Regions from separate parts of the Homo sapiens genome. Here all the other regions are linked to region 3. Evidence: chromatin loops called from intact Hi-C (ENCODE). Cell type or tissue: GM12878. All regions are shown on one strand. Links, peaks and the distances in the headings refer to the core of each region. The heading gives the core; the rest is flanking DNA.

Region 1 (11,300 bases), core at 3,175-7,174, 71 kb before region 3:
GGCATGCAGTGTCTCAGGTATATGGTATATGGTATTAGGTATATGGAAAGGACTGCAGACAGGACCAGGGTATGCTTGATATAGAGCAGCATGTGTGGAGAGGAAGGCCAATGTGCATGTTTGTTTCAGCTCAAAATGGTAGTACTCCCTGAACGATTCTATGGGGCAGGCCCATGGTGCTGTAGGGCATTTTGTTATGAGATGTGTGGGGAGTGTGGAAGAGGGGAAGGGACCTGGCACTGCAGAAGAGCATCGGTCCAGTAATCAGGAAAACAGGTGGCCACACCACTCATCTCTGGATCTTGTGAGTTGCCACGAGTGTATAATGAAGTTGGACCTCATAGGTGGCTTTCATCTATGTCCTTAGAACTGTTGGGATCTCCCGGGCATGGCCTAGAGGTGAGGATGGCACTGTGGCACTCTGTTCTCTCCTGTCCATCCATAGTCTAACCAGAGTGGCTCTGCTTTTTCTGTCTTATGTGTTGCATTTCTGAGTAACATTTTGTTAGAAAGACAAATTTCAATACTTAAAACATTTCTTTTTTAAAGTTTGCCACTAATTAGCTGACCTAAAGGGCTCAGACACCTGATTACTGCACTGGTTTCAAAATAACTCAGACGCTGCTCCTGCTCAGTGTGCTGCTGTCCTGGTAGACCTTTCTGTGTGGCAGAGCTAGGAGGTGGGTTTCTTTTTTTTTTGGATTTAGATGCATAGGTATATCTATATATCTTACATATGATATATTACATATCATGTATAAATTATAGATTATATATACACATATATATAAATCTTTAAAGTGGAGGAATGAGAACTGATGAAAAACTGTTGCTACTTAATATCAGGTCAGCCAGTCAAAACTGCAAATAGCTCAGATCCAATTCAAGTCTGATTTTTCTTCCTCATTATGAAGAGTGACTGCTACATGCACAAACACTGGAAAAAGGATCTGTTATTGTTGGATCCATTTCTTGAAGAAAACTCATTATTACAAGACCCACAGTGCACTATTTTATTATCAGCAGAGATACAGAAATGGCTTTGCTATCCAGCACCCTTTTAGGAACAGCATTCATTCAGCAGGACAGAAAATACCAGTGTCCTTTTTCAGCTCAACCATCCCTCATTGCCCCTCCTTCCCTGTCTCTTTCTGAAGAACTTAGATGTCTGCAATTTACTGTCTCCTAGGCTTCCCTGATCACAAGAACCACTCCTGGGGGTTCTGATTTAGTGGAGCTAGAGCACAGCCCACCAGTCTCTTTTCCCCTTTCCCCTCAGGTGGCCCTTATGATCAGCCAGGTTTGGGAAACCTGTTTTCTTTGGCTGAGACGGGACTCCTGCAGGTGAAGTTTGGAAAGAAGGCTCTGTTCTGTCCGGTGCTCTCTGAGCAGCCAGTGTTCATATGGGTCAGTGATGACTGTCAGAAGGAGCCTGGCAGGAAACACCCATGTGAGTGTCTTCCACTCATATGACAAGAGGTTCTGTGTTTTTTTTTAAGAACATTGCACATAAGCTTTTACTAGTAAAGCAATGCAACATTTAAGAACATAACCATTTCTAAATTCTTAGCAGTTCTTAAGGAGATAAGGTTGTCACACTAGAAGAGTGGCCTGTGGTTTGAATTTCACATTCCTCCACCACTACCCCTGGCTGTCTTCTCCCCAGAAAGCCTCCCTAACTAGGTGCAGGGATAGCCAATCTTTTGGCTTCCCTGGGCCACAATGGAAGAAGAATTGTCTTGGACCACACATAAAATACACTAACACTAACGATAGCTGATGAATTTTTAAAAAAAATCTAAAAAAAAAAAAAAATCTCATAATGTTTTAAGAAAGTTTACGAATTTGTGTTGGGTTGTATTCAAAACCGCCCTGGGCCGCATGCAGGACCACAGATTGGACAAGCTTGACGTAGGGCATCTTGGTTGTGCAGCTGCGGCCCACCTTTTTTTTTTTTTTTTTTTTGAGATGGAGTCTTGCTCTGTCACCCAAGCTGGGGTGCAGTGGCACAATCTCGACTCACTGCAACCTCCGCCTCCCAGGTTCAAGCCATTCTCCTGCCTCAGCCTCCCAGGGAGCTGGGACTACAGGCATGCGCCACCACGCCCAGCTAATTTTTTTTTTTTTTTGAGACGGAGTCTTGCTCTGTCGCCCAGGCTGGAGTGCAGTGGCACAATCTCCACTCACTGCAAGCTCCGCCTCCTGGGTTCACACCATTCTCCTGCCTCAGCCTCCCAGGTAGCTGGGACTGCAGGTGCCCGCCACCAGGCCCAGCTAATTTTTTTGTATTTTTAGTAGAGACAGGGTTTCACTGTGTTAGCCAGGATGGTCTCCATCTCCTGACCTCGTGAGCCGCCCGCCTCGGCCTCCCGAAGTGCTGGGATTACAGGCGTGAGCCACCGCGCCCGGCCTTTATTTGCATTTTTAGTAGAGATGGGATTTCACCATGCTGGCCAGGCTGGTCTTGAACTCCTGACCTCAAGTGATCCTCCTGCCTTGGCCTCCCAAAGTGCTGGGATTACAGACGTGAGCCACCACGCCTGGCCTGCAGCCCACCTTTTATGTGCACTGCACCATCTGCATGGGGACAGCAGTGAAGCTGTCCCCCTCCTGAAGCTACTAGGGGAGGATGTGGGGGGAGGAGGCAGTCCAGTTTCTAACATACTAGACTCTGAGCTGGGGACGAGGCTGGGCTGTTGGAGCAGCAATTACCTTATCTGCTCTAAGTCCGTGGAGCTGTGGACACCCAAGGCTATTTTTATCCAAACAAGATGAAATTTATTATTTGCCAAAATTCTGCTCAATATGGTGCCTTTTACAGCCAAGGATATTTGCTAATGAGTTTTTAATAAGGCCTATGTTCTATAAGATTAATTACATAATGTTTGGGAAAATGTCTAGAAAAATTAGTCTGAGAGGAAAGGCCCCAAGCAATGATCTCCTTCCCTCATCTCACAGGGTGGGGTTGTCAGTTATCTCATATTGGTGGAAATTTCCCATATTTCAATGCCTTGTTCCATTTACAATAATGTGGATGAAAAATGGCCTCAATATTGGAGCCCAGTTCAGTTGTCCCCTGATTATTATTACTCCAGTGCTTCATAGTCCTCCAGCTAAATTTCAGTAAACCTGTCCTAAGGGGATTTACCCACATGAAAAGGATAGGAGGTGAATTACAGCTGGTTCTCCTCTATAAACCAATATAGAGGAGCCGAGGCACAGATAATCCCCAAAGAGTGGATAATCCATTTGGTTTGACAAGTCTTTCTGTTTGACAAAGACTTACCTTTTTTGATTACGTTTTGTCTGAGCTATTTAGATTTGTATTCAGGCAAAGCAGACCTGTGCATGTGCTATGCCTAGGTGGTGCAAAAATTACTCTATTTAGTATTTTGTGATTTGTTTTTCATACTTAAGTCATATGGATCAGGGAGAAAAAAACTATCATGATTTTCTTCATTCTCCTGTCTGTATAGGATATAGCAATAATTTTGATTGTTGACAATAAAATGTGATTCACTATTCCTCTGAATTCTTAGCATTTAATACTGCTCTCCTGAACCAGACAACCAACCATCTTGCAGTAAAGTAAAATATATGAAAAAAGGGAGCTGTGCTTATTCAGTATGATTGTTTAATCTCTCTTTTTAGAAGCCTGTCAGTTAGTGATGTTTACCTTGAATAATTAAATGACAAATGGTATTCATTTTAAAATATATCATGTCCAGAATCTTTACCAAAAAAAAGCATAGCTATTGTTATCCCCCATTGACCTATACCATTGAGGCTTTGTTATTTAAAAGATAGCATTTACATTCTAAAACCACAGAATTTCCCAAAGAGATGACAATCTAAACCCTGCTATTAATGGAGATGTAGATATTGAAATCATTCTCTTATTCACATTTGCTGTTTCAAACATGAGCATCTGGCCCAGCTTCTATATTTAAAATACAAATACATTAAGGCACTTTTCAAATACCCACAAAATACAGTGCAATTCTGATCTTACAAATCGATGCTTGTAAATTTGATATAGTCTCTAAAACAGACTCGGTGCTAAATGGCATGCTTATCTACATTAGACATTTGAGTTAAAAATACAAATTATGCAGTGACTGCAGAAGACGTGATGTGTAAAATGGTTGAATTGCTTTCAGCACCATTTTCTGTAAGTACTGGAATTCGTTCATGCTTTGCATTTCATGGTAGGAGAGAGGAAAAAACAGCAATCACCAATCCTCTGAGGATAGTGATTATGAAAGAGCCCTTTGTGTGTGCCCTGGAGATGGAATTCTTTTCCATTAGTTGAAATAAGCTTATACCAGACCTGGCAGTGGTCATCAAGATAAAATGCCCCCTTTTACATAGGTGAACACTTTCAGAGTATTTAGAGAACACACTGGAGCTCTGCCCAGTCAACTTAGAAACAGTCTTTATACTCCTCGAGAGCCGTGGAGCTTTAAAATAAATAGTTGCATACAAAGAAAGTAGGACAGCAGTTAGTAAAACACCTACTATTAAACCACATGTGATGACTAGGCCAGAATTAATTGTTAAAGAGATTTTCCACCTTTAAGGAAGTTAGACGTTTTGTTTGTTTGTTTGTTTTTTGTTTTTGTTTTCCAGAGAGAGAAGGGAATGTTCATGGCTAGGTCACAAAAAAACCTTCTGAAAGGCAAAAATTCCTTCCCAATGGGTCTGAATATGGGTCTGAATATTCCTCCACTATCTTTGTCCTGGATTTTAAACCCACAGCCTTTCTTAGCAGGGACAGGCCTTAGAGATCGTCCAGTTCCATTTTTTCCCTTCAGGACGAGTACACTGAGGCCAAAAGGTGACGTGCCTTCCCCACGGTCGCGCCACTGCTTAGTGGGAGATGAGCCGAGAACGGCCTTTCTCGGACCGTCCACTACATTCTCCCCTACTCTACGCTTCAATCTTCTCCCGTGAAACCTTCACTTGCTTTTCTACAACGTTGACCTAAGGCGGAAAGCCGCGTGCCAGAGTGGGATGGGAGAGGGGAGCTCACGCTGGGCCCGAGGGGCCCGCCGGCAGCCGCGCGCCCCTCGCCGGCCCGCGCTCGGGCTCCCCCTAGGGGCACCATGGGCGACACGGGGGTCCCCGCGCGCCGCCCTCTGGACTTACGTGACTGTCGCTCCCCTTCCAGAAGTAGAAGGCCCCGATGGCCCCAAAGAGCAGCAGCACAGCTCCCGAAATGAGGACCACGGCTCCCACCTTGAGCAGCCGCGCGGGGCTGGAGGGCTTCACCGTCAGCGTAGCGTACGCCTGCGGGCCGGGGCGGGAGAGGGACCGTCGCGTTTGTGCCGCCAGCACCTGCGGCCCCCAGCGCACCCGGGCCCCACGCGGTAGCCCCCAGGGAGTGGGGAGTCGGGCGGGAAACAGCTCGCCCGGGCTCCTACGGGTGCCCCTTTCGCCGCGCTCCCTCCCGAGGGTCCTTTGCAGTCGGGCGTGGAAGTGGGATGAGCAAACCCCGCAGCACAGGGCCTTCGCCCCAGGACCTGCACCCTCTACCGGCCACGGGACGTCCCTCCGCACCCGCCTGTGGATGCCGTGACCCCTGCACACTCATACGCGTGGGGCGACATCCCACCCACACATTTGGGACCCAAATTTATCCCCCCGCCAACACACCCATTCGGTGGCACGCACCCCTGAGTCCGAACTGTGGAACCTGATACTCACACAACCCAGGCCCTGCGTGTGGAATCCCTGGCGGTACTCACCGGGGGGCTGCAGAATTCCACGTCATCAGGTCCCACCAGGGCAATGGGAACTTTGTCGGAGTTCTCTGTCATGTTTGCGGCGGGAGGAGTGAGGCACTTGGAGACTCCCTGGGCACCCTGGGATCTGTCCCGCTGCCCCGACGTGCAGGGCATTTCAACGCCGCGCGCACACACGGTGCACGGTCCCGCCTGGGCCAGCCCAGCGGTCCCCACCCCTTCCAGCGCCTCACCTCTCTCCTCCCTTCTCTCTCCCGCCGCGGGAAGCTCGTCCTGCACTCCCGGATGCCCCCTTTCCTCCTCACTCTATCCTGTCTACTGGCCCCCCAAACAGCATCCCGGTGACTCTGAATGTGTGGGGGTGGTTGCATCCCTCAGAGCGGGATGCTGAATCCTGGGACCCAAAGAAATACTCAAGTGCCAGAGCAATTAGCCATGCACCGGAGGATGTCTTAGAATGTCAGCGGGCTCTGCTGTGACAACTGGCTGGAGGCCATTTCCTGCAGGGTCTTTGTAGGTGTGTGTTGGGGTGGGGGTGGGGGGAAGATGGCTCATGGAAGGTGAAGGAGAAGACAACAGAGTGGTGCAGGTGGACAGGGGACACTGGCCTAAGAGTGTAAGGGTTAGGCCACCTTCTCACTGGCCTGGCATTGCTGGATGGCCCCTGGGACTGGAAAACAGAGCAGGGTCTTAGGGATGGCTCCTTGCCACCAGTTTTTCTAGGGTCTGGGTACAACTGCAGCAAAAGTGAGAGCTAAGCAGAGCAGGGCTGGAGGGAAGGAGTTGGGGAGACCAGAATAAAAGTGCATGCTGGTTGGTTGAATAAATTAAATAAGTGCAAACAAAAGCAACAATGGCAAAGCACACACACACACACACACACACACACAGAGTACTGATGTATCCAAAGGAATAACACAAATGTGTGTGTGTGTGTGTGTGTGTGTGTGTATGTATGTATGTATATAAAATTTTCACTTTTGGAAATGCCATCTTCCAGTTCCAGGATACATGGTACTTCATTTGGATCCAGGCTTCCTTAAATTGCGTTCGATTCTAGCTTTGTGCAGAGCTCTCTGGTGAGGTGTAAGTGAGGAGCACTAGTGCATGAGAGGGATTGAGGCTTCCCCAAAGGGCAGCGGGAGATTGCATGTGCAGGACTGCAGAAGGAGAAAGTGTTGAAGAATCATCCAAGACATGTGATGAAGAATGAGGTGACAAGCATGATGACCTGGGGCTGGGAAGGAGGGGAGAAGTGGAGGAGACCACTTTCACAGAAGAATCGATAGGACTTGGCAATTCCTGGGCTGTGGGAACTGAGTTTTCAGACCTAGGAGGATTGGGAGAGTGATAGGAACCCTAGGGAAGTGAAAAAATTGGAAGAAACAGTTTTAGACATGTTGAGCTTGATGTGGGGATGAAAAGTAAAAGAGCCAAGGAAATGTCCTGAGCCTGCATTGGAATCAGCTATGGAAACAGCTGTCTGCACATCACACTAGACTTAAGGTGCTTGGAAAAAACTCCAGCAAGATCTCCAGCCAGGGCTCATCCCTGGGGCACTGCTGAGGCAGAGTTCAAAGACCTCTTTTCACAAGGGCATTCTTCACAGGAATTTTGGTGAAGGAATAAGAGAAGTAACTGTCAGAGAGGTGGGAGATGGTACAATATAAAGTAGTACATGTAATTTTAAAGGCACATTCAAGAAGGGTGGGTCAGCAGTGTCAAATGCTGAAAAAAAATGAGCACAGAGAAAGGCCTTGGAAGGGCACAACCAAGAGGCCATGGGAACCAGCGAGAGAGTAGTTCCATTTGCTTCCCTGGGCACAGAAGACACATTGCAAAGGGTTACAGAGTGATTAAAAATATTTGCAACTTATACCACAGACAAGGAACTAGTTTTCTTATATAGTGTTTTCCTAGGAAAACCAAAAGACCAAAAATGTAGTAGAAAAAATGGCAAAGAATGGAAACAGAGAGTTGGTGAAGCAAGAAGTAGAAATTTCTCTTAAATGTAAGAAGAATGAACAACAGCATTATTTTGCCTTTTTTTTTTTTTTTTTTTTTTTTTTTTTGAGACAGAGTCTTGCTCTATCGCCCAGGCTGGAGTGCAGTGGTGCGATTTTGGCTCACTGCAACCTCCACCTCCCAGGTTCAAGTGGTTCTCCTGCCTCAGCCTCCCAAGTGGCTGGTATTACAGGCGCCAGCCACCATGCCTGACTAATTTTTCTATTTTTAATAGAGGCAGGGTTTCACCACGTTCGCCAGGCTGGTCTCGAACTCCTGACATCAAGTGATCCGCCCACCTTGACCTTCCAAAATGCTGGGATTACAGGCATGAGCCACCACGCCTGGCCACAACTGCATTCATACAAGGAAATGCAAATTAAAAGTAGACTGGTTCACCTATGAGACTGGAAAAACATAAAAACGCTTGTTAAAACAATCTGTTGAAAAATATGAGGGGCAGTGAATTTATGGACTACTGTAGTGGGTGAATTGGTACAACTTCTATGGAGAACAATTTAATTCCAAAATGCAAAATGCAGTTTCATTTCTATGGATTTATCCTACAGATGCACTCACAAGGGTGGAAAAATCCTGCAGGTGCAACGATGCTCACTGCAGCATGTTTGTTAGAACAAAGCACTAGTAATATACTCAATGTCCAGAGTAGACAATTTATGATCCATTCTCACCGTGGGGGTTTGGCAGCCCTTTAAAAGAATGAGGCAGCTTTGGATGTAGTGATGTAGATAGAACACTCTCTAAGATACTTCAAGTGAAAAAAGCAAAAGGTAGAAAATGCGTAGAAATGCTTCCATTTGTATAAAGAAATACAAACAAGAATAAATGTAAGTATATGCTTTCTGGAAAGATAAGATGCTGGTAGTGGGGGTTGCCTCTGAGGAAAATGTGAAGCTTGGGGAGACCAGTAGAAAGAAGATGCTTAACTGTGAACCTTCTGAAATGTTTTGAATTCTATATTGTGAACACGCATTAGCTATTCAGGAATTGAGTGAATAAAGCACTAAATAACAGTGAGTAGGTGGGGAGGAAGTGAATGCTACAAATGGAGACAATTCTTTTAACAACTTTCAACTTGAGGGGAAGAAGGATGAATGTAAGGAAGTTTTAGATGAGGGGAGTTAGAGGATCAAGGAAGGTACCACCTTCCCTTGATGAACCTTGAGAAGGAGAGAAGGACTGGAGGGAGTGAGTGGTGAGTGGATACTTTGGGGCCAAACAGACATTGAAGAGAGGGTGAGGAATCAGGGGAAATGCAAGACCTTGCCTCATTCATACATTTTTAACACATAATATACAGAAAGTAGCTGACCAGGGCGTGAGGGGTGAGGAGTGGGTATGGAGATCAGTTGCCTCCTCTGAGCACATTCTCCTAAAGTGGCATATTTTCAACAATTTTAAGGTAGTGTGTTCACATGATGATGGTTATAGATAATGAAAAGGCAGTAGAAAAAGCAGTAAGGGAGCAAGACTGGGAGGCTCATTGCTGTGGTTTGAATGTGTTTCTCAAAATTCATGTGCTGGAAACTGAATTCCCAATGCAAGTGTTGAGAGGTGGACCTTTAAGAGATGATTAGGTCATGAGGGTTCTGCCTTTGTGAAAGGATCAATGCCACTGTTGCAGGAGTGGGGTAGTTATCATGAGAGTGGGTTCCTGATAAAAGGATGAGTTTGGCTCCCTTTCCCTTTCTCACATGGGCATGTGTTCTCTCATTCTTCCACCTTCTGCCACAAAGGCCCTCACCAGGTACAGCACCTTACTCTTGGACTTCCCAGCCTCCAGAACCATAAGCCAAATAAGCTTGGTTTATAAATTAACCGGCCTGTGGTATTCTGTTTTAGCAGCACAAAATGAACTTAGACACTCGTGAAGAATGAAATCAAAGGGGTGCCCCCTTTCACAGGCTTGCTTTCTTCTACCCACTCTGCTGCTGGGCCCACCTGTAGGCCCATTCCCTGGAAGTTATAACCCAACTCTGCTCTCAGGCACTGTGCCAGGTCTGGGTACACAGTAATGAGCACATGAGACATGGCCCCTGCTCTTGATGAGCTTATAGAATAGTGGAAAACATGGTCATTAAGCAGGTAATCACAAAATATGATGTCATTGCATTTGTAACACACAGTATGAGGGAAAAACATAGGCTACACTAAGATCATATAACATCTAATTTACCCTGAGTGGGGAATGGGGAAAGCACCTGAAGAAGTGTCATTTAGGTTGAAAACCGAGAGAAGGGGAATTTTCCAGGTGGAGATGGGTGAAAGGGTGTGGGAAATGTGGAGGGACAGCATGTTAGAAGGCCATGAAATGGTAGAGTTTGGCATTGGAAAAAGGGAAAGCTAGATCTTAAAGAATAAAAGAAAGAATGGCCAGAGATGACACTACAGAGAGAGACAGTTACCTTGGCTAATAAAGTCTTCTAGGCTATGTTAAGAATTTTGAAAAATTTCCTCTCAGTATCAGGAAGTCATTGAGGGGTTTAAAGCAGTGGAATGGTGTGATCTGGTTTGCATTTTAAAAATATCATTTTGGCCACTGTGGGGCAGAATAATCAAACTGGAGTGGGCAAAGTAGAAGGGGTAGTTTTTTTTTTTTTAAATTTTTAATTTTTATTTTTTTGAGACAGAGTCTCTCTCTATTGCCTAGGCTGGAGTACAGTGGCATGATCTCGGCTCACTGTAACCTCTGCCTCTCGGGTTCAAGCAATTATCCTGCCTCAGCCTCCCGAGTAGCTGGGATTACAGGCGCCCGCCACCACACCCAGCTAATTTTTGTATTTTTAGTAGAGACAGGGTTTCACCATGTTGGCCATGCTGGTCTCAAACTCCTAACATCAGGTAATCTGCCCGCCTTTGCCTCCCAAAATGCTGGGATTACAGGAGTGAGCCACTGCGCCTGACCTTATTTTAATTTTTTAAAGCCAGGGTCTGGCTCTGTTGCCCAGGCTGGAGTGTAGAGACTCACTGTAACCTTGAACTCCTGAGCTCAAGTTTTCCTCCTGCCTCAGCTTCCTGAGTAGCTACAACTACAGGCATGCACCATGCCTGATTAATTAATATACACATGTATTTATTTTGTAAAGGCAGTGTCTCGTGACGTTGCCCAGACTAGTCTTGAACTGCTGGCCTCAATCGATCCTCCTCCCTTGGCCTTTCAAAGTGCTAGGATTACAGGCATGAGCCAATGAACCTGGCCCAGAGGCAGACTTTTTGGGAAGCTCTTGCAGTGGTCCAGGCAAGATATGATGTTGGTCTGAACTAGAATAATTGTAAGTGATATAGATGGGAAGAAATATTAATCCGAAGGAGTCCATTAGGATTTCAGATCCATGCTGGAGGTAGAATCAACACGCTCTGGAGACTGGCTGAGTGTGAGGTGAGTGAGGGAGGAAGTCAGGATGACCTCATGTATCAAGCACAAACAACTGAGTAGATGTAGAAAGCACCGGATGAGTTTTGGACATGTTAAGTTGAAGAGCTGTGAAAATTCAAGTGCAGATGTTGTACTTGATAGTGCCAGTAAATAAG
Region 2 (8,329 bases), core at 1,570-5,569, 81 kb before region 3:
CACTCCAGCTTGGGTGACAGAACGAGGCTGTCTCAAAAAAATAAAAACAAACAAACAAACAAGAATAGAGATAAAGTCAGGTAATAACTGTTAAGAAGAAAAATAAGACAGGAATGATGAGGTGGTAATTTAGACAGACAGCATAGTCAGGGGAGGTGACTCAATGAGGGGATGATATTTGAGCTGGGACAGAATATGTTAGTTATTCCATCTATATTCACAAGCTCAGATGAAATGCCACCTTCTCCATGCAGCCTTCTCTGAACATCTCAGCCTAAGCAGCTGTCTTTCCTCTGCTTTCCCATAAGTCCTCCTGTCTTCATTCCTCAACTGGGATGCTTACTCAGCTATACACAGCCTACTTAGTTATAAGCTTCTTGAGATCAGTATTTGAATCTTTTCTGTTTTCTTTTTTGGTGACCCCACAAAGCTATTCAAAAGATGTTGGTCAAATTAATTAATTCTGTGAATTCAGAATTTTCCTAGGTTACTGAGCCCAGAGTAAACAGTAAAACTTTCTACAGCACCTGGTTCTGAACTTTCCTTCTATACCTTACCCAAGGACTTAGATGTTTTTTTTTTGTCTCCTGAGAGATATAAACAATATCTTCTCTTGGTCTGCCTAGGGACTGCCTCAAGGGAAACATCAGCCACAAAGCTCCAGTCTTGGCTGAAAGCACAGCCCCGATTCTACCCACAGAGGACATGAGGGGTAACAGGATGCTCTGTCCCAAGAATGTTTACTCTCCTCCTGCTGCTGTTAGTTTCAGGACTAGTGAATCTAAAATAAAGGCCTACAATTTTTATGGTATAATAATGGAGATACTAGCACAAATCTGAACCTTATCAGTCCTCTGTTGAGTTGAGGCAAGTGTTGGAATGATATAGAAATGGTACCAGGGCCAGTGATAAAGAATGGGGGTAGAAAACACTTAAAATCTAGGGATCCTGGCTCAAGATTCAGCCCTTTACAATGAAGAAGAAAATTAAATGTAAGTCATGCTGGAGGGGATTAATGGATAGCTCTACCTTATGTAGTCACAGAGCCAGGAGCCCTACAGAAGCTGGTGAGTAAAGGACTGCAAAACACAGAAGAAAAGGCTCATTCTTCCTCAAGCTCTTTATTATTTGTCTTGTGGCTTAATTAATCATGTATACATATGTAACTCATTTCACCTATTTCTCCCAGCACTACTGCTCACTCAGAGAGACAGGGGCATTATCCCCACTTTACAGAAGAGGAGCTCCGAGGCTCACTGCTGAGGCTTGGCTCTTAACTGCACCTGAATTCACTGTAGAGGGTTTAAGAACACAGACGCCTGGGTCCCTTCCCAGAGATTCCCATTTGATTGGTTTGCTTTGGGGCCCAGGTATTGGGAGCCTTAAAAGCTCCCCAGGTGTTTATAATTTAAAGGGTTGATGCCAGGGTTGAAGACTACCATATGAAAGAGAAAGGTGTTCAAGGTAACAAAGCTTTTAAAGTGATGGCAATAACCTTTGGACCCAAGTTTCTTTTTATCAGTGGTTCACAAACCTTCCCTTGTATCAAAAATCCCCTGGGTCCCCAGCAAAACTTCAGAACAGTCTTCATTAACAACCACACCTTAAGCTACCAAGAAAAATCACAGACACCACCGACGCTGTTTACAGCTAAAAAAAAAAAAAACATACAGAGACTATACTACTGCATGCACCCAGAATGAAAGCTGAAGTGCCCTACCTAACCAACACCAAAAGTCCACACCTATGAAAGCAAATTTAAAAAACTGTAATAAGCAACTATTAAATCAGATGCACAGATATCAACACAAGGACACAGGAAGCATGAAAAAGCAATAAAACATGACACTCCCAGAGGAATACAATAATTCTCCAGCAACAGATCACAATCAAAAACAAATTTATGAAATCCCAGAAAAAAAATTAAATATTGATATTAAAGAAGCTCCGTGAGATACAAGAGAATACTGAAAAACATGACAAAGAAATCAGAAAGACAATTTAGGATATGAATGAGAAATTTAATAAGGAGATGTATATTATGAAAAAGAACGAAATAGAAATTATAGAACTGAAGAATTCATTGAATGAAATACAATATACACTTAAAAGATTCAACAATAGAAGCCAGGCACAGTGGCTCACACCTGTAATCCCAGCACTTTGGGAGGCCAAGGTGAGTGGATCGCCTGAGGTCAGGAGTTCGAGACCAGCCTGGCCAACTATAAACCCCATCTCTACTAAAAATACAAAAAAATAAAAAATAGCTGGCCATGGTGGTGCACGCCTGTTATCCCAGTTACTCGAGGCTGAGGCAGGAGAATCGCTTGAACTCAGGAGGTGGATGTTGCAGTGAGTTGAAATGGCACCACCGCACTTCAGCCTGGGTGACAGAGCCAGACTCCGTCTCAAATAAAAAAAAATGATTCAACAATAGACTATTTCAGGCATCTCAGAACTTGAAGAGAAGTCTTTTGAAATAACCCAGTCAGACAAAAATAAATAAAAAAGAATAAAAAAGGGCCAAGCATAGTGTCTCATGCCTGTAATCCCAACACTTTGGGAGGCTGAGGCAGAAGGACTGCTTGAGCCCAGGAGTTCGCAACCAGCCTGCACAACATGGTGAGACCCCATTTCTACAAAAAAATTTTAAAAATTAGCTAGGTGTGGTGGTGTGTGCCTGTAGTCCCAGCTACTTGGAAGGGAGAAGGATCACTGGTATATATATATATATCCACAATGGAATACTATTTGGCCATAGAAAAGAATGAAATCATGTCATTTCCAGTAACATGGATGGAACCAGAGGTCATTATGTTAAATGAAATAAGCCAGGCACAGAAAGACAAATGTCATATGTTCTCTCTCCTATGTGGGAGCTAAAAAAGTTGATCTCATGGAAGCAGAAAGTAATGATAGATACCAGAGGCTGAGAAGGATATATGGGTGGAGCTGGGGGAATGAAGACAGGTTGGTTAGTGGGTGGTAAAAACATGCAGTTAGACAGAAGAAATAAGTTCTAATGTTCAGTAGCAGAGTGGGGTGACTATAGTTAGCAACAATGTATTGTATGTTTCAAAGCAGCTAGAAGAGAGGACTTGAAATGTTCCCAACACATAGAAATGAAAACCAAATACCCTAACATTATCATTACACATCCTATTCATGTAACAAAATATCACATATATCTCATAAATATATAAAATATTATGTAACAATTTTAAAAAGGCAAATTAAAAAATCACCTGGGCCAGGGCGGTGGCTCACGCCTGTAATCCCAGCACTTTGGGAGGCCGAGGCAGGAGGATCACGAGGTCAAGAGATGGAGACCATCCTGGCCAACATGGTGAAACCCCATCTCTACTAAAAATACAAAAATTAGTTGGGCGTGGTGGCGTGCACCTGTAGTCCCAGCTACTCGGGAGGCTGAGGCAGGAGAAACCCAGGAGGCAGAGGTTGCAGTGAGCCAAGATTGCACCACTGCACTGCAGCCTGGCGACAGAGCGAGACTCCATCTCAAAAAAAAAAAAAAATTCACTTGGAGGACTTGTTAAATTAAACAGTGTTGTGCCCCACCCCCAGTTTCCCATTCAGTAGGTCTGGGGTGGGGCCTAAAATCTGCATTTCTAACAAGCCAAGTGATGCTCCACTGGCAGCCTGAGGAATACACGTGGAGAATAACTGCTTTCTCTTATGCTACCTCCTGTAGGGCTGCTGCTCTTATTTGGCATGTAAATTTAGGACTCATAGTTTGAAAAACAGAAGGCAGGGAGGGAGATGATGCCTTCTTATGTGACATTTTCTCTTAACTTCAAACACATCCCCTGAATGTGAGATGTGTGGAGGGAATGCACACATCTCCGTCACCATATCCCCAAAGGGGAAAGCTGATTCTACTGAATGATTCGCAGCACTGAATGGGAATCTAGTGTTAAGTTGGTTCTGACAGTCGACACACCGCAGTGAGAACTGAAACCCCCATGGGGTAGGAAGTGTGGGAAAGAATTCACACATATTAACTACCGTGTCTAGCAAAAACTCCACATCAAGCAGCCAGATATATTAAGAGATTAAACAGAGGGAACTAAAAGAAGCACAAGAAAGCCAAGCAAACCTCCTGTTTTTGCAAACAAACAGGCTTTAGAAGCTGGTGGTAATGAAGAAATTTGCTAGCAAGGGTGATGAGTGGAGAGTCCAAGAATCTAACATTCTTTTTTCAAAACAGTGATGTAATCTTACCTTGGCTGCACATTTTTTTCTTTCTAAGGTATCTCATCTATTTCTATGGCTTAAACCAGAGGTTCCCAAGGATGGTAGGAGTTCGTGTCCCCAAGAGGGCACTTTAGAAATCCTTGGAGAAGTTTCTTGTCACAAAGATTGGGGGCACTCCTGACCTTTATTGCACAGGGCCCAGGGATGTCAGGTCCTGCAGAGCCTGGGACAGTCCTGAAGAACTAATTGTCCCGGGTTGGAGGAAAAAAACCTGTTTGTAAATATCAGTGTCTAGAACCCAGTGTTGTTTTATATGTAAACACAAAGTAATTTTTGGCATAGTCTTAATGTACAACAAATTTCCTAGGAATGCAATTACTGTGAAATGGAGAGAAAACAGTACTTTTCTTCACTGTTTGAGAAAATTACATAGCATTTAAATTGCCAACACACACTTGTGTCTGTCTGCATTTTGGGCTGTGGCATTGACAGTCATTCAGCTACTACTATAAGTGTTTGACTTTATATCTTCTAGTGCATCTGGCTGAACATTTACATATGAAGTCCATATTTTTAATATAAATTAGTTTCATTTCATTTTTCCTTTACCTTATAGTTGGAGGCTGAATTGACAGGTTATGCTGTCTTTACTTTCTCTAGCTTTTTAAATAAAAATTTCAAATATTCACAAAATTAAAAGGATTATACAGTGAACCCCCATATGCCCATCAGTTTATTCTTTCAATTTCTTTTTTTTAAAATTTTATTATTATTATACTTTAAGTTTTTGGGTACATGTGCACAATGTGCAGGTTTGTTACATATGTATACATGTGCCATGTTGGTGAGCTGCACCCATTAACTCGTCATTTAGCATTAGGTATATCTCCTCATGCTATCCCTCCCCCCACCCCACAGCAGTTCCTGGTGTGTGACGTTCCCCTTCCTGTATCCATGTGTTCTCATTGTTCAATTCCCACCTATGAGTGAGAACATGCGGTGTTTGCTTTTTTGTCCTTGCGATAGTTTGCTGAGAATGATGGTTTCCAGCTTCATCCATGTCCCTGCAAAGGACATGAACTCATCATTTTTTATGGCTGCATAGTATTCCATGGTGTATATGTGCCACATTTTCTTAATCCAGTCTATCATTGTTGGACATTTGGGTTGGTTCCAAGTCTTTGCTATCGTGAATAGTGCTGCCATAAACATACGTGTGCATGTGTCTTTATAGCAGCATGATTTATAATCCTTTGGGTATATACCCAGTAATGGGATGGCTGGGTCAAATGGTATTTCTAGTTCTAGATCCCTGAGTAATCGCCACACTGACTTCCACAATGGTTGAACTAGTTTACAGTCCCACCAACAGTGTAAAAGTGTTCCTATTTCTCCACATCCTCTCCAGCACCTGTTGTTTCCTGACTTTTTAATGACTGCCATTCTAACTGGTGTGAGATGGTATCTCATTGTGGTTTTGATTTGCATTTCTCTGATGGCCAGTGATGATGAGCATTTTTTCATGTGTTTTTTGGCTGCATAAATGTCTTCTTTTGGGAAGTGTCTGTTCATATCCTTCGCCCACTTTTTGATGGGATATTCTTTCAATTTCTAAGGCTTTTTGTTATATAAATGGGGCATTCAGTCCAAGGGGGTTGGCTTAAAGCAACAGCACTGGTGCTTGTGAGAGTATAACTAGAATGTAACTCATAAAGTATGAATGAACTTGGGTTTTCTATCTCTCAGGGTGGAGAGCCTGGAGCACTTTTTTCAGTGCTATCCTCCGTCGGGGGTTGTTTTCTTCCACGGGGTTCTACTAAAATCTTGGTGGGGTCCTGGACGAACCGGGGAGACTGTTCATTTACAATTCAAAACCTTTTATAATCTAGCCCCACCTGCATCCCCATCTTTTTTCCTTCCCCAAGTTGGGCTGAACTGGGCTACTTAGAATTAGAACCCTGGAGCGAGACTGCACATTCATGTTCACTATTTTTCCCTGGGCCTGGAGAGCCTTCCCCTACCTGTCTGACAGTTGAAATCCTGATTATTCTTCAGGACCTGATTTGGTCATCACTACATCTGCAAGACCTGCCCCAGTCCCCTATTCAGGAAGGATGTTCCCTCTCTGTTCATAACTCATTGGAACACGTTTTCCAAGCTAAACTGAAGCTATGTCTGTGTGTACGTCTGCCTCCTGAACTGAACTGAAGGGTCCTTGAGGGAAGGGTCCATCATTTTCGCATTCCGCCTGCTTAGCATCATCCCTTGCACACAGCATGTCTCAATAAATGCTTCTTGAATTTGACCGTTGATTCAAAATACAGGAGAAAGTAATAGTGTAGGTACCATAGTGGCTGATTCATGTGTTTTCAAAAGTTCAGGCTTGTTTAAACCCATAACAGGTTCTATCCATCAAAAAAAATGTTCTACTCACCAGTTCTGACTTAGAGAAATGTGGAAGCTATCAAAGAGAATTGATCAGTTTATAAAATATCTATGGCCCTGTTGGTCTATGAGAACAAAACACAATCGATACCATTATTAGAAAAGAACCAAAGGATTATAAAACAGAAATATAGGTTTGGGATTAAAATATGTTAAAAGAGTATTTTTGATACATGAACATCTCAAGAAAGATGAATCGTTTCTTATTCGTCTTTGTAGCTCCCTTTGCATATCTTAATATTGTGGCACACCACAGGCATTCAATTTCTGGATTGAATAATGTGTGTTGGGGAGTCACATTTTATTAGCTTATATTGAGTAGTACAAAGAAAAAATGATTTTACCCTGTCCTGGGTCTTGCAGTAAAAGCCTTTAATAAGTGCAGAGAAATTATACTTGTGCATTGAGCAGAATCATCTGCAAAGCTATGACTAAACAAAGTGCGTCTGGGCACATACAGAGCAGCAGAGGCTGTCCCCAGGGCAGAGACCATTCTGAACATAGTCCTTGTCATGATCAAATAATATCTGACATCACAATAGCTCTAATGTTAGCATCTGTTGGGTATTCAAATGGACTTATGAGGTATATTTTGGTACCAACAAGAGGAGTGCTTTCACTCAAATGAAAAGCATCTTTAGCTTTTCTCATCAATCAGAGGAAGATGGGTCGATGAGGTGTTTGTGGACCAATAAACTATCAGAAGAGACATTATTTTCAAGAGGCTTTTTTCATTATGAAGTTTCACCTACTCCATCTGCAGATTTAACAGGAGTACACAAATAGTGATGCCTCTTCCTTATAGTAAAACATGAAAGAGCATAAAATATTTATGTTGGCCAACAGGAAATTCGGCCTGAAGTGACACTTTGGTTTGCAGATGTACACCGAAACATTGCTGCACAGCTTAATGTCTCAAATTGCCTGTAAATGAAATTTTTGTTAAAAAATCAAAACAAAACAGTCTCCTTTTCAAAGGAGATGTGAATGTTTTATCTCTAATATGCTATGGTAACATGCTATGGTCAGAAAACATATGCTATAATAGGAGAATTTGCTCATGGTCATTTTCTGGATTAAATAGGAAATTGGAATTGAGAAAAGTATGCAAATAGATCCCACCTGTTGTTGATGAGATTATTAGGTCATTAAAATTTCCCTCTTCTTCAGAAATTTAAATTTCAAATCTTGCAACATTCTTGGATTGTTTTGAGCATTTTATTCATCACGTTACAGAAATCCGCTTGAAAAGAAATAGCTCCTTCAAGTCTTTCTGCCAAGACTTTTATATAATTCCAAGAAGAACCTGCTCTTTTCAATGCTATGGTATTGTGGTTTTTTTCTTCCAGTTTTAAAAATCAAGTTTTATTTTGATTTCTAGGGACATACCTTTAATTTCCTAGAAGTAAAAAATGTTTTTCAAAACAGCTAAATCCTTATGTACATGAATTCAGTAAAGGTGGTTCTTTTTGTTTTTGGTATTTTACAACTGAAGTGTTGTTTTTTTCTTTTGCAAATATGAAGGACAAAGTCTGGTCCTTTCTCAGAGAGAATATGCTACATGTAGTGGATTAGTGGCACTACAACTGCTATAAAGAACAGTTACCATTTGGATGTGTGTGAGAAACGCTGCTCCTCCTTGAATTAGAAAAGTCCCGCAGGCTTGCCTGGT
Region 3 (11,300 bases), core at 3,135-7,134:
TCCTAAAAGGCTCTGGGCTCACTTCGGGTCCTCTATGGTAAGCTGACCTTTTGGCAGGCCTTGGAGGGCGCATGCCTTCAGAAAGGGCAGCTGTCTTTTGCCTGCCTGTCCAAACCCATGGCAGGTTCCTCCCAGCCTTCCCAGGGCAGACTGCTCTGCCTGCCCTCTCCTCCACACCCACAGGGGCTGTTTAGTGCATCCCCTCTGCCAGTCCTGGGCCTCCCCTTCAATAACAACAGTGTCTTCCCTGGCTCTGATGGGGTTTGAATCAATGTAAACAAATGTAGGCAGATTAGGCAGAATAGTGGGTTGGTGGAATGGAAAGGTTGGGACTGGGAACCCATGCCCACACTGCATAATTTGTGACCACTTTGGTTGTAGGAGTTCAAGCCCAAGCCCTACATCCCTGAGTCAGTTTGCTGCTTGTGTCCCTGGAAAGGATGCAAACTGTGGTTTGTTGGCCAGTTATGACTGTATCATAAATATATACTTACAAATGTAAGCCACAGTATTAAAATTTACACATTCACAGCATTATACAGCACACAAAAATGTCTCAGTTTGCAGATGGGGTCACTGAGGCTCAGAGAGATGAAGCAAGGTAGCTGTCCAAAGTCATAGGCAGTGAGAGACAGCTGGGGTTCACAATCAAAGCTCCCATGACCCCACAGCCCATTCTTTCCCCATTGCATTACCTGCCAAAGTCCCGTCAGTATCTCTATATGAGGCATATTCCACATAAATCTCTGCTCCCAAGTCAATCACCAGGCTTGGCCTCTGCTCCCGGGGCATTAGTTACTAGCTTAACCCTCCCCAGTTGCTCCCCATGGTCTACAGAGGTTCCCTATATCGGATCTATTTACCCTTTTCTGAAGCTCTGATTGAGCACTGTAGGACATCCATCTCTGGCTCAGAGATCATTTGATTAATGACATAGTCTTCTGATGCTCCTTTGTTTCTGGTTCTGTCCTTTTGCAGAACATGACAGTTGGCATAAGGGTGGAAGTGAGGGACTAGGAATCAAGCAGCTGGTCTGAGTCCTGGCTATGCATTGTGGTGTATGACCTTGGGACATTCCTGTACTTGGGTGCAATTTCCTAACCTATGGAACAGGGGGATTGGGAATAATCTATCTGGACTCTCCCAATTCTAAAATTCTGCGCTTGTCTTTAAAAAGGTAAGCAAGCAGACTAGACCCTAAAGCTAACAATACCTTCCTGAAAAAAAATACCCTCAAATCCATATCCAGTAGGGATGGCATTTGTGATCTGGGCGTTGGCATTCGTGAATGTGATTACAAGATTCTAATATAGTTGCTGCTAAAATTTCATCCGAAAATTTGAAGCAATGCATGCTGATAGACTCTAATCCCTAAAAGTCCTCTATGCAATATTTCGAATATATATTTTGTCAAAGATTTGATGCTCTCTGCTTAGGTATTTCTAACAAGCACTCTCATCAAACAAATCTCTTTGAAAATGCATTAGATAACACGGTTCCTTCAATTCCATATCTTCCTTTCTGTCTAAACTGAAAAAGCCAGTTCACGTTATTAATGACAAGTCATTTTGCAGAGTGCCCGGGTTAATAGAAGAGATAACTGGCAAAATAAAAATGTGTAATACTAACATGCTGAAGATAAAACAGAGGTCTGATGTGAATGCATAATGTGGAGAATGGGAGGAAAAGTCACTGGCTGGTGCGGAATTCTAGCAGAATGAACAGGACAGCTGTGGCCACCAGCTGGTCCGCTGGTTTCCCAACTTGCTACGTTTCTGCCCTGCTTTTCTCCCAACTAACCTTGTTGAACCCAAATCCTAGAAGTTTAGAGTTAAAAAAAAAAAGGCCTTTAGGGAAATCTGAGGGTGAGGAAACTGAAGCCCAGGCATGGGGGGAGCTCATCTAAAGAAACCCAGCCAGTTAGAGGCAAAGGTGGCTCAGGAACCCGTGTTTACTACCATTTTGGTGCTTTGCCCATGATTCTACAATTCCAGGTGCCTGCTCCTGTCTTCCCCACATCAACCTAGGCCAGGGAGAAGGAATAGAGATATAGCAAATAAAATTCAGGGGACAGTTGATTCTAATTCCACCTGTACCCTTGCCTAGTTATATGGCTTTGGGAAAATCACTTCTCCTCTCTGTGCCTCAAACTCCCCCACTGTAAAATGAGCTGATACAGGTAGAACCCTTTGCACTCTCATGAATGTCCAAAAAAGTTAGTGATGGTTGTTCATATTTGGTGATTTTTTGTTTTTAGTTATACAGTCCCTGTCTGGAAGCAGAAGACAGGATTGGAGGACCTCTTGAAGTCATATCTTGCTTAAGAATTGTGTGTTTTCGGTTGGGTGTGGTGGCTCATGCCTGTAATCCTAGCACTTTGGGAGGCTGAGGTGGGTGGATCATGAGGTCAGGAGTTTGAGACCAGCATGACCAGCATGGTGAAACCCTGTCTCTACTAAAATACAAAAATTAGCCAGGCATGGTGGCGTGCGCCTGTAATCCCTGTACTCAGGAGGCTGAGGCAGGAGAATCTCTTGAACCCAGGAGGCGGAGGTTGCAGTAAGCCGAGATCGTGCCACTGCACTCCAGTCTGGGAGATAGAGCAAGACCCTGTCTCAAAAAAAAAAAAAAAAAAAAAAAAAAAAATCGTGTGTTTTCTTGATCGTCCTCAAGTTCAGAATCAGAAGGAAAAGTTGGCTGTTCTCTGTGTTCATTGAGCATTAAGACAAGAGGAAAGGCAGTTCAAAGATAGCTGAGGCCACTGTGGTGGATTCCTTGAAGAGTGTGGAATCTCCTTAGGTGGTAAATTTGATGCAGAGCCTGGGACCAGCAGCATTTATTTGTAAATGGTACAGAGATGGAGAGCAACCCTAAGCGACCCTGGTACTCTTTCCACTATAAGGAGTTGGGGATTTCCTCTGCAAATTTTTGATGAGTTGGTCTCATTTTAGAAATATTAAAATACTTATAAATGTGTAATACTGACACAGGTGCCAGTAAAAAAGAGGAATCAGCCGGGCGTGGTGGCTCATGCCTGTAATCCCAGCACTTTGGGAGGCTGACGCGGGTGGATCACCTGGGTTCAGGAGTTTGAGACCAGCCTGACCAATATGGCGAAATCCCATCTCTACTAAAAATACAAAAATTAGCTGGGCGTGGTGGTGGGCGCCTGTAATCCCAACTACTCGGGAGGCTGAGGCAGGAGAATCGCTTGAATCCGGGAGGTGGAGGTTGCAGTGAGCTGAGATTGCCCCATTGCACTCCAGCCTGGGCAACAGAGCAAGACTCCATCTCAAAAAAACAAAATAAAACAAAAAAAACATCCTCGGGGATTATGAAGACATGAAAAACGGAATTGGGGCTGGATAAACTTCCTTCAAGAGCTGGGTCCTTTGTGGCCAGGCGTGGTGGCTCATGCCTGTAATCCCAGCACTTTGGGAAGCCAAGGCGGGTGGATCACGAGGTCAGGAGATCGAGACCATCCTGGCTTACACGATGAAACCCTGTCTCTACTAAAAATCCAAAAAAAAAAAAAAAAAAAAAAAAAAAAAAATTAGCCAGGCATGGTGGCGGGCACCTATAGTCCCAGCTACTCAGGAGGCTGAGGCAGGAGAATGGCGTGAACCTGGGAGGTGGAGCTTTCAGTGAGCCGAGATCCTGCCACCACACTCCAGCCTGGGCGACAGAGCGAAACTCTGTCTGAAAAAAAAAAAAAGAGAGAGCTGGGACTTTGCAATCAGGCATGCATACCTGGTTTTCAGCCGTGTGAACCTGGATAGGTGACCTCATCTCCTGAAACCTCAGTTTCTGCATCTATAAAATTGGGGAAGTATCAGTTCCTTCTTTATAGGGTTGGAATAAGAATTGATGAGGTAATACATATAATGTGCTTAACACATTGTCTGGAACATAGTATTTAATTAATGCTAATTATGATTAACTTTTTAAAAAGTGGTTTAGAAAAGCTAATTAATGCCTCACTTAATTACAACCCTTAGACATTAAAAACATTTAAAAATGCCTCAGCATAGATATTCAGTGGGAAGACTTTTGTCTGTTACTTCTCAGTTAACCCTCCTGGCATTTAAATAGTGAGCGTGTGTTGAGGTGCAGGCATCCATTCTCATTTAACAAAGCCCTTTTGAATGGGTAGTTCCTTGAGGTGGCTCTAGGAGAAAGCCCTATCGTGTGTCTAAATGACCTACATTATTTGGAAAAACAAACAAAGCTGGATTGATCTGAGTTGATTGCTTTCAGAAACAACAAATTGGCTAGATTCAACGATTTCCTCCTTTCCTTCACCAGCCAATTTTTGGGTAGATATAGCTTCATTATAAAATCTGACCAAGCTTGACTCTATATAATTCAATCTCAAAGTATAAACAATCTGGAATGTTTTGTGGAAGACCTTGAATGATTTCTGAGCAGGAGATGGAAGCCTGAAGAATCAGAGAGTGAATGCATTCAGGTTTTCAGTGGCACGTGACCTTGATTAGCACACAGTAACAAACCAATTGGTGTCTCCTGAAACTGACCCCTCTCCCTTGGTTGATGAGTTTGATCCATGCTATTGTCTCTGGAAGGGTACTGGAAGAAACCTCAGGGATGAGAGGAACCTAACCTCTCATTCTGTAGATGAGGAAGCTGAGATCTAATGAGTTTGCATGACCAGCATCTATTACTCTACAATATTTTCCTCTTGGTTCCAACGCCATGCTCCATTTTCTTCAAGCAAGGGCTATTGGGGGAAATTTTCAATCATTTTCCAGTTTCCATGTTATTCACAATAAAACACAAGTTATCTTTATTAAAAATGTAAAAGTGTCAGCTTTTTAGATCTGGGTGTATCCATTTGTTTCCCTGGGAGACAGTGGGGAAGAGGCACAGTGCCTGGGGGTCGGGGCCTGGGAGGGTGGTGCCAATGGGGAGGGTGAAGAAGACCTTCACTGCCACCTTGTGGTCACCTGGGGCCAAACAGGGTCATTCCTTGGGAACCTCTCTCTGTCTAGCTTCTTTGGCTGCTTGCCTGAGATCTTTATCAGTGCAGTCAGCATTGCGTCAATGAAGCTTTTGTTATAATTTCTCTTCCATTGCATTTTCAGTTTCTTTAGCCCAGGGAAGGGGAAGTTGTTGAAAGCTAGCAAAATTCTGTATGTTGAAAAAACATCTGCAGGGAGGAAGAGGTCAGAATCCAGGAAAGGCTCTTAAGAAGAAATGTTTACGAGCTTTGCAAGATCCTTGTCTCATCTTATAGCATCTCTCCACAAGAGCAGAGATTATGGGACAAAAGTCAGGCCTGAGTTGGCACCTGTCATTATTATTACTTGGTCAATTGAGGAAGTTAGGATAGATGAGGATTCATTTATTATCTCATTTATTGGCCTTATTTGCAGTCCAATTTAGTTCTCACGTCACATTCTGATAGTCTCAGATTCAATAGCATCAGTTGAAATACTAACAATATTTTTCAGTGCAAAAGAATGACTTTCAAAGTATATATTATGGAAAGGATTATAATAAATTAAATGCCTAAACTGGCAGAGTGCAAACAATTTTGACTCAGATCTAAATGTTTGCACTGGCTGTTTAAACATTTAATTTGTTAGAATGGAAGTAGCGGCACAGAATAAGCATGTTAATTAAACTTGGGCTTTAGCAATGTGAGTCATCCCACGGACACAGAGCGTGACAAACCCGGATGGCAAAAGTCAATGTGCGTTGATTTCTCATTCTCCAAATGAACACTTAACATCTTTAAACCCTGCAGACATTAGTGGTTTTTAATGAATTGTTCTGTCTCTTTGAGGTGACTTTTAGATGATGCCATAGTACTTTTAGTCTGGGAAACAACTTTGCCAATTAAGTTGCAGGGAAGTTATCACCGCAGAAAATTGATTAAAATGATTATATGGCGAATCTGTTCCATGCTTTTACATTAAAAAATAGAAAAATGTAAAGAAGAGGTATAAAAACAAAACCTTGAAACACCAGTTTATCGAAAACAAAAAATCTCCATCATCACCATCATATTACCATCACCACTGCCACCACCGCCACCATCATCACATCTTTTGGGGCTATGGAATATCTAGGCCCAGATTTCCTGTCTGGCCCTGGTTCTACGTGGTAGAGTTATGGTAACATGATGCTGGTTAAGTCACTTGTCTCCTCTAAGCTTCAGGTTCCTCATTTGTAAAATGAGGGCCTTTTTATTGGTTAGGGTAAGGCTAAGCTGATGCAGCAAAGAGGCCCCCAAATAGCATGATTTACATCAGCTAATAGTTCATTGCTTCTTAGAAGTAACCCAGTTGTTTCAGGCTGGCAGGGGAGCACTTGGCTCCCTTACTCAAAAATCTTTGGTGACTCCTTACTGCCTGCAGAACTCAATTCAAGGTCCTTCACAACCTGACCTCAACCTACACTTCCAACTTAGTCACTCATAGCCTTTCTACTTCCATCTGTGTCTTTTCTGTCCTGTTCCCTCTGCCTAGAATTCTCTTTTCTCCTTCACCTATTGACATTGTATGCATTCTACATGGCCTAGCTCAGAGGCTGCCTCCTTCATGAAGCCTTGTAATTCCCTGCCTCTTGCCCCTTTTGATTACCTTTTATAACACTCATTATTTCTTCCTCTGCCTTCGCATATCTTTGCCTCCTTTATAGTATCAAATTCCATTTGCCTTATAATTAAATCAGTTATTTATGCAAATAGGCTTTATGTTTCTGGAGGCAACAGACTGCATATTATTTATCTTTGTTCCCCAACTTCTCTATCCTTCCTTGCCTTGCCCAATATCCAGCATTGTTGCTTGCCCAATAAATGTATGTTGAACTGAACGGAGTAAAAAAAGTTGTTACAGATAAAAAAAACTCAGTCATCAAAATAGCAACCATTTGTTAACTCAAGGGGCCAATTAGTCAATGAGCTATTCTTTGGAAAATTCCAGATGTGAATTAAAACAGTTCCAATTAAACTCATATCCTGTGCTGGACCCAGAATAGCATACAGAAATACTCCTTGGGCCTACATCCACATAGAATAGTGTGCCGCTCATGTTTGTTAGGAAGAACATGATTCCTGAGACTGCTATTATTTTTCTTAAAGCCTTTGTCCATGAGCCATGTGAAAAAAAATTGCATATTTGCCTTGGATGTAAGTCCATGGATGTTGTATATCATATGCTTTAAGTCTATCTCCATTTGTGGAATTTCTCTCTTCATTCTACCCCATTTTAGTGACATCAGAATCTAAGAATTCGTTGTCTGAAGGAGTCTCATTTCAAATAGTAACCTAGCTCATGGGATCAAGTGCAGGGAGCTCAGAGCTTCGAGCCCTATCTGGGTTTACTGCACAGTTGGGAAAACTCGTCTACTTTCCTCAAACCTCACTCTTCTCATTTGTAAATGGAACAGCTACAACCTCCTCCTTCTCACAAGGCTGTTTGCACAAATGATGGCAGCTCATTAGTGAAGTGCTTTGAAAAGATGGTGTGGAATCCTGCAGGGTGCTGTTGAGAGGCTAACCTCCAGGCTTTTATGAGAATGGATATTAAAAACATGCATCTGCTTGTTCCAGTCACTGGGTGCACATGAACAGTCCCTTAGTTGTATTTATCAGACTCGTTTTTTCCTGAAGAAAGAAATTAAATTTGTTTTTTCAAATTTTACAAATATAACCACGAGTTAGTCTGCTTGAATGAATTTCAAATCATAATTTAGATAATGTCAAGATGGCAATAAAACTTATGAAATAGAGCAAGGGTGGTGAAGAGAGAAAGCAGGAGGGAGACATTGAGATAACTCCACCTTTCTGCCCGGCAATTTTCTTTTTCTTTTCTTCCCCCTCTATGCCTTTCCATTCCCTTGTGCACATAAACGTTTCTGCTCCTCTTCATTTAAATGAATCTGGCCAGGTGGCATTAATGCTTGTAAAAGTAAATGGAAACTGCAAAGACAGATGTAGAGTCTGTCACCCAGTTCAGGAATTTTCAATTCTTTGTAACTGTCATCTTACAACTCACCTAGGATTGAAATTAGTTGAGCCCAAAATGGTGAAGTTGAGGACGTCTGAGTGTGGCACCCACGACTTTCCCTCCTCACCATATTTTCCCATTTGATTCATTTATTCCAACTGGAGTTCCTGCCAGGTTCCACTCTTATACCAGTCTATGTGCAGTGAGAACTCAAATATGAATAGGGCCAGTCTCTGCTTATAAGGAACCTGTTTACCAGGAAACAGTGTTTCAGGAAGACAAGATTTAAGCCCAAGTATTAAATGGAAATGGTACAATTTTAAGAGTAGGAGGAGTTTAGAGAACGCAAAGGGCTTTTGGGGTGTCTCAGAAATGATACCCCATGGCTTATGCTGCTGGTGTGTAACACATGACCTAATTGTAAGAAAGAATTTATCATCTCCATATACCAAGGGGAAGGCCTTGGGAATAAGGTCAAATAGTCCCTCCCTCAGTACACGCACACACACAACACACACACGAAGAGGTGAGAAATAACAATTTACACTTGCCTTCATCAGGGGCTGTTTGGCCACAATTTGCTCAAGTTGGTTTAGGCAAAAAGAAAAATTTGTCTCACAGAGTCCAGGGGCAGAGACAACAGTGGGGCTCCCATGGGGCTGAATGGGGCTCAGTTCCTGAACTGAAAGCCACCAAGAGGCCTCAGGGTCCTGCTTCCCTCTGTCAGCTTATTTTTCTCTTCTCGGCTGAGTGGTTTTCTTAAGTCACACATGCACCAAGCATTTCTGCCTCTTCCCTGATCTTCAGAGAATCCCAGAATCCCCAAGCCAAATTCCCCCAATAAGCAATTCTGATTGACCAATAGGATTATTCTAAAGATGGTTATTTGACCAAATTGGTCCAATCAGGTGGCCTCTTTTAGATCAATTATCTTTGGCCAGAGGTTTCAGCAGAAGGCTGGGAAAGCCGTTTCTTGAGAAGAGAATGTGTAGAGAACACAGAAGTGAGATCTCTGGTTCAACATTTAACTTTTGATTGTTTATGAAATGATATACAGTGTGAGGATTTTCCAGGTTGTTTGCTTTTACATCTCCCTTCTTTTCCTAACCTTGAATATTTCACTGTTGGCTTGGGGAAAATTACTTTACCTTTTTTTATTTTCATTTTTGAGACAGAGTCTCGCTTTGTCTGTCACCCAGGCTGGAATGCAGTGGTGCAATCTTGGCTCCCTGAAACCTCTGCCTCTTGGGCTCAAGAGATCCTCCCATCTCAGCCTCTTGAGTAGCTGGGACTCCAAGCACTCAGGTTCGTGTGACCATGCCCAGATCATTTTTTTGTATTTTTTGTAGAGGCGAGGCTTTGCCATGTTGCCCTGGACTCAAATGAGCCACCTACCTCAGCCTCCCAAACTCCTGAGATTATAGGCACGAGCCACCAGCGTGCCCAGTCTACTTCTTAATAACACTATGGTTTAAGTAAGTTTAACAAATAGAGGCTGATGTAAGAAATGTTTCTCTCCTGTAGCCTACAATTTAGTCGGGAAGACAGATAAAAACAAAAACAAACAAAAATACCCAACAGTAAACAAAATAATTACAAGTTGTGTTAAGCGAGGAAACAGAATATTGAATTAGAAAATATGGGTGGGAAAGGAGGGAACCTATTTTAGATGCAGTTACAGGAGCCACTGTTCCAGGGAGTTGACTTCTTCCTAGAGTATGAAAGTGTGTCCAGAATTGGTGGGTTATTGGTCTCACTGACTTCAAGAATGAAGTCGAGAACCCTTGCGGTGAGTGTTACAGTTCTTAAAGGCGGTGTGTCTGGAGTTTGTTCCTTCTGATGTTTAGATGTGTTCAGAGTTTCTTCCTTTTGGTGGGTTGGTGGTCTCGCTGGCTCAGGAGTGAAGCTGCAGACCTTCACAGTGAGTGTTACAGCTCTTAAGGCAGCGTGTCTGGAGTTGTTCATTTCTCCCCGTGGGTTCGTGATCTCACTGGCTTCAAGAGTGAAGCTGCAGACCTTTGCAATGAGTATTACAGCTCATAAAGGCAGTGTGGACCCACACAGCGGGCAGCAGCAAGATTTATTGCAAAAAGCGAAAGAACAAAGATTCCACAGGGTGGAAATGGACCCCAGCTGGTTGCCACTGCTAGGTCGGGCACCCTGCTTTTACTCTTATCTGGCCCCACCCACATCCTGCTGATTGGTCCATTTTACAGAGAGCCGATTGGTCTCTTTTACAGAGAGCTGATTTGTCCATTTTGACAGGGTGCTGACTGGTGCCTTTACAATACCTGAGCTAGACACAAAAGTTCTCCAAGTCCCCACTAGATTAGGTAGATACAGAGTGTCCATTGGTATATTTACAAACCCTGAGCTAGACATAGAGTGCTGATTGGTGCATTTACAAACCTTGAGCTAGATACAGAGTGCCAATTGGTGCATTCACAATCCCTTAGCTAGACATAAAGTTTCTTCAAGTCCCCACCAGATTAACTAGATACAGAGTGCTGATTGGTGCATTCACAAACCCTGAGCTAGACACAGGGTGCTGATTGGTGTGTTAACAAACCTTGAGCTAGATACAGAGTGCTGATTGGTGTATTTACAATCCCTAGCTAAATTTACAATTTAGCTAGACATAAAGACTCTCCAAGTCCCCACCACACTCAGGATCCCAGTTGGCTTCACCCAGTGGAACCCGCACCAGGCGGCAGGTGGAGCTGCCTGCCAGTTCCGGGGCATGCGCCCGCACTCCTCAGCTCTTGGGCGGTCGATGGGACTGGGCGCTGTGGAGCAGGTAGCGGAGCTCCTCCGGGAGGCTCGGGCTGCCCAGGAGCCGGCGGCGGGGGTGGGGGGGCAGGCTCAGGCATGGCGGGCCTCAGGTCCTAAGCCCTGCCCCTCAGGGAGGCAGCTAAGGCCCGGCGAGAAATCGAGCACAGCAGCTGGTGGCCAAGGTACTAAGCCTCTCACTGCCCAGGGCTTGTGGGCCGGCCGCCACTCTGAGGGCGGGGCCGCCAAGCCCACGCCCACCCGGAACTCGCCCTGGCCCGCAAGCGCTGCGGGCAGCCCCGGTTCCCGCCCGAGCCTCTCCTTCCACACCTCCCGGCAAGCTGAGGGAGCTGGCTCCGGCCTTGGCCAGCCCAGAAAGGGGCTCCCACAGTGCAGCGGTGGGCTGAAGGGATCCTCAAGCACGGCCAGAGTGGGCACCAAGGCCGAGGAGGCGCCCAGAGCGAGCGAGGGCTGCAAGGGCTGCCAGCACGCTGTCACCTCTCAAAGAGACCCATTATGAAAAAGGTAGTGGGGAGGATGTACTTAAAAAAAAAAAGT

The links. Peaks named below come from ENCODE experiments on the same cell type or tissue, not always from the same donor. Only the 100,000 strongest peaks of a DNase experiment are listed, where the experiment ranks them.
Region 1: a loop joins it to region 3, with 2.4 times the contacts of the local background. A loop is called at or near these places in 9 of 110 quality-filtered maps.
Region 2: a loop joins it to region 3, with 5 times the contacts of the local background. A loop is called at or near these places in 2 of 110 quality-filtered maps.

What each region holds. Positions count from the first base shown.
Region 1 is chr13:52,733,883-52,745,182 of GRCh38, forward strand. It overlaps CNMD (chondromodulin), which reads right to left and starts at 5,938. Exons shown (of 7, transcript NM_007015.3): 1 at 5,748-5,938; 2 at 5,149-5,289. The coding sequence starts at 5,819. RefSeq lists an enhancer at 3,508-4,009. In GM12878, for the core only: CTCF peaks have their summits at 5,120 (motif pointing left) and 5,545 (motif pointing left); no DNase peak of the experiment used is centred there; H3K27me3 peaks cover 226 bases.
Region 2 is chr13:52,724,859-52,733,187 of GRCh38, forward strand. All of the region lies in intron 3 of CNMD (chondromodulin), which reads right to left. Among named protein-coding and RNA genes, the nearest start is that of CNMD, 11 kb to the right of the region's middle. In GM12878, for the core only: no CTCF peak of the experiment used is centred there; a DNase peak (open chromatin) is centred at 3,923; H3K27ac peaks cover 973 bases.
Region 3 is chr13:52,804,536-52,815,835 of GRCh38, forward strand. It overlaps MIR759 (microRNA 759), which reads left to right and starts at 5,515; the gene lies at 5,515-5,605. In GM12878, for the core only: a CTCF peak has its summit at 4,952 (motif pointing left); DNase peaks (open chromatin) are centred at 3,816 and 5,026.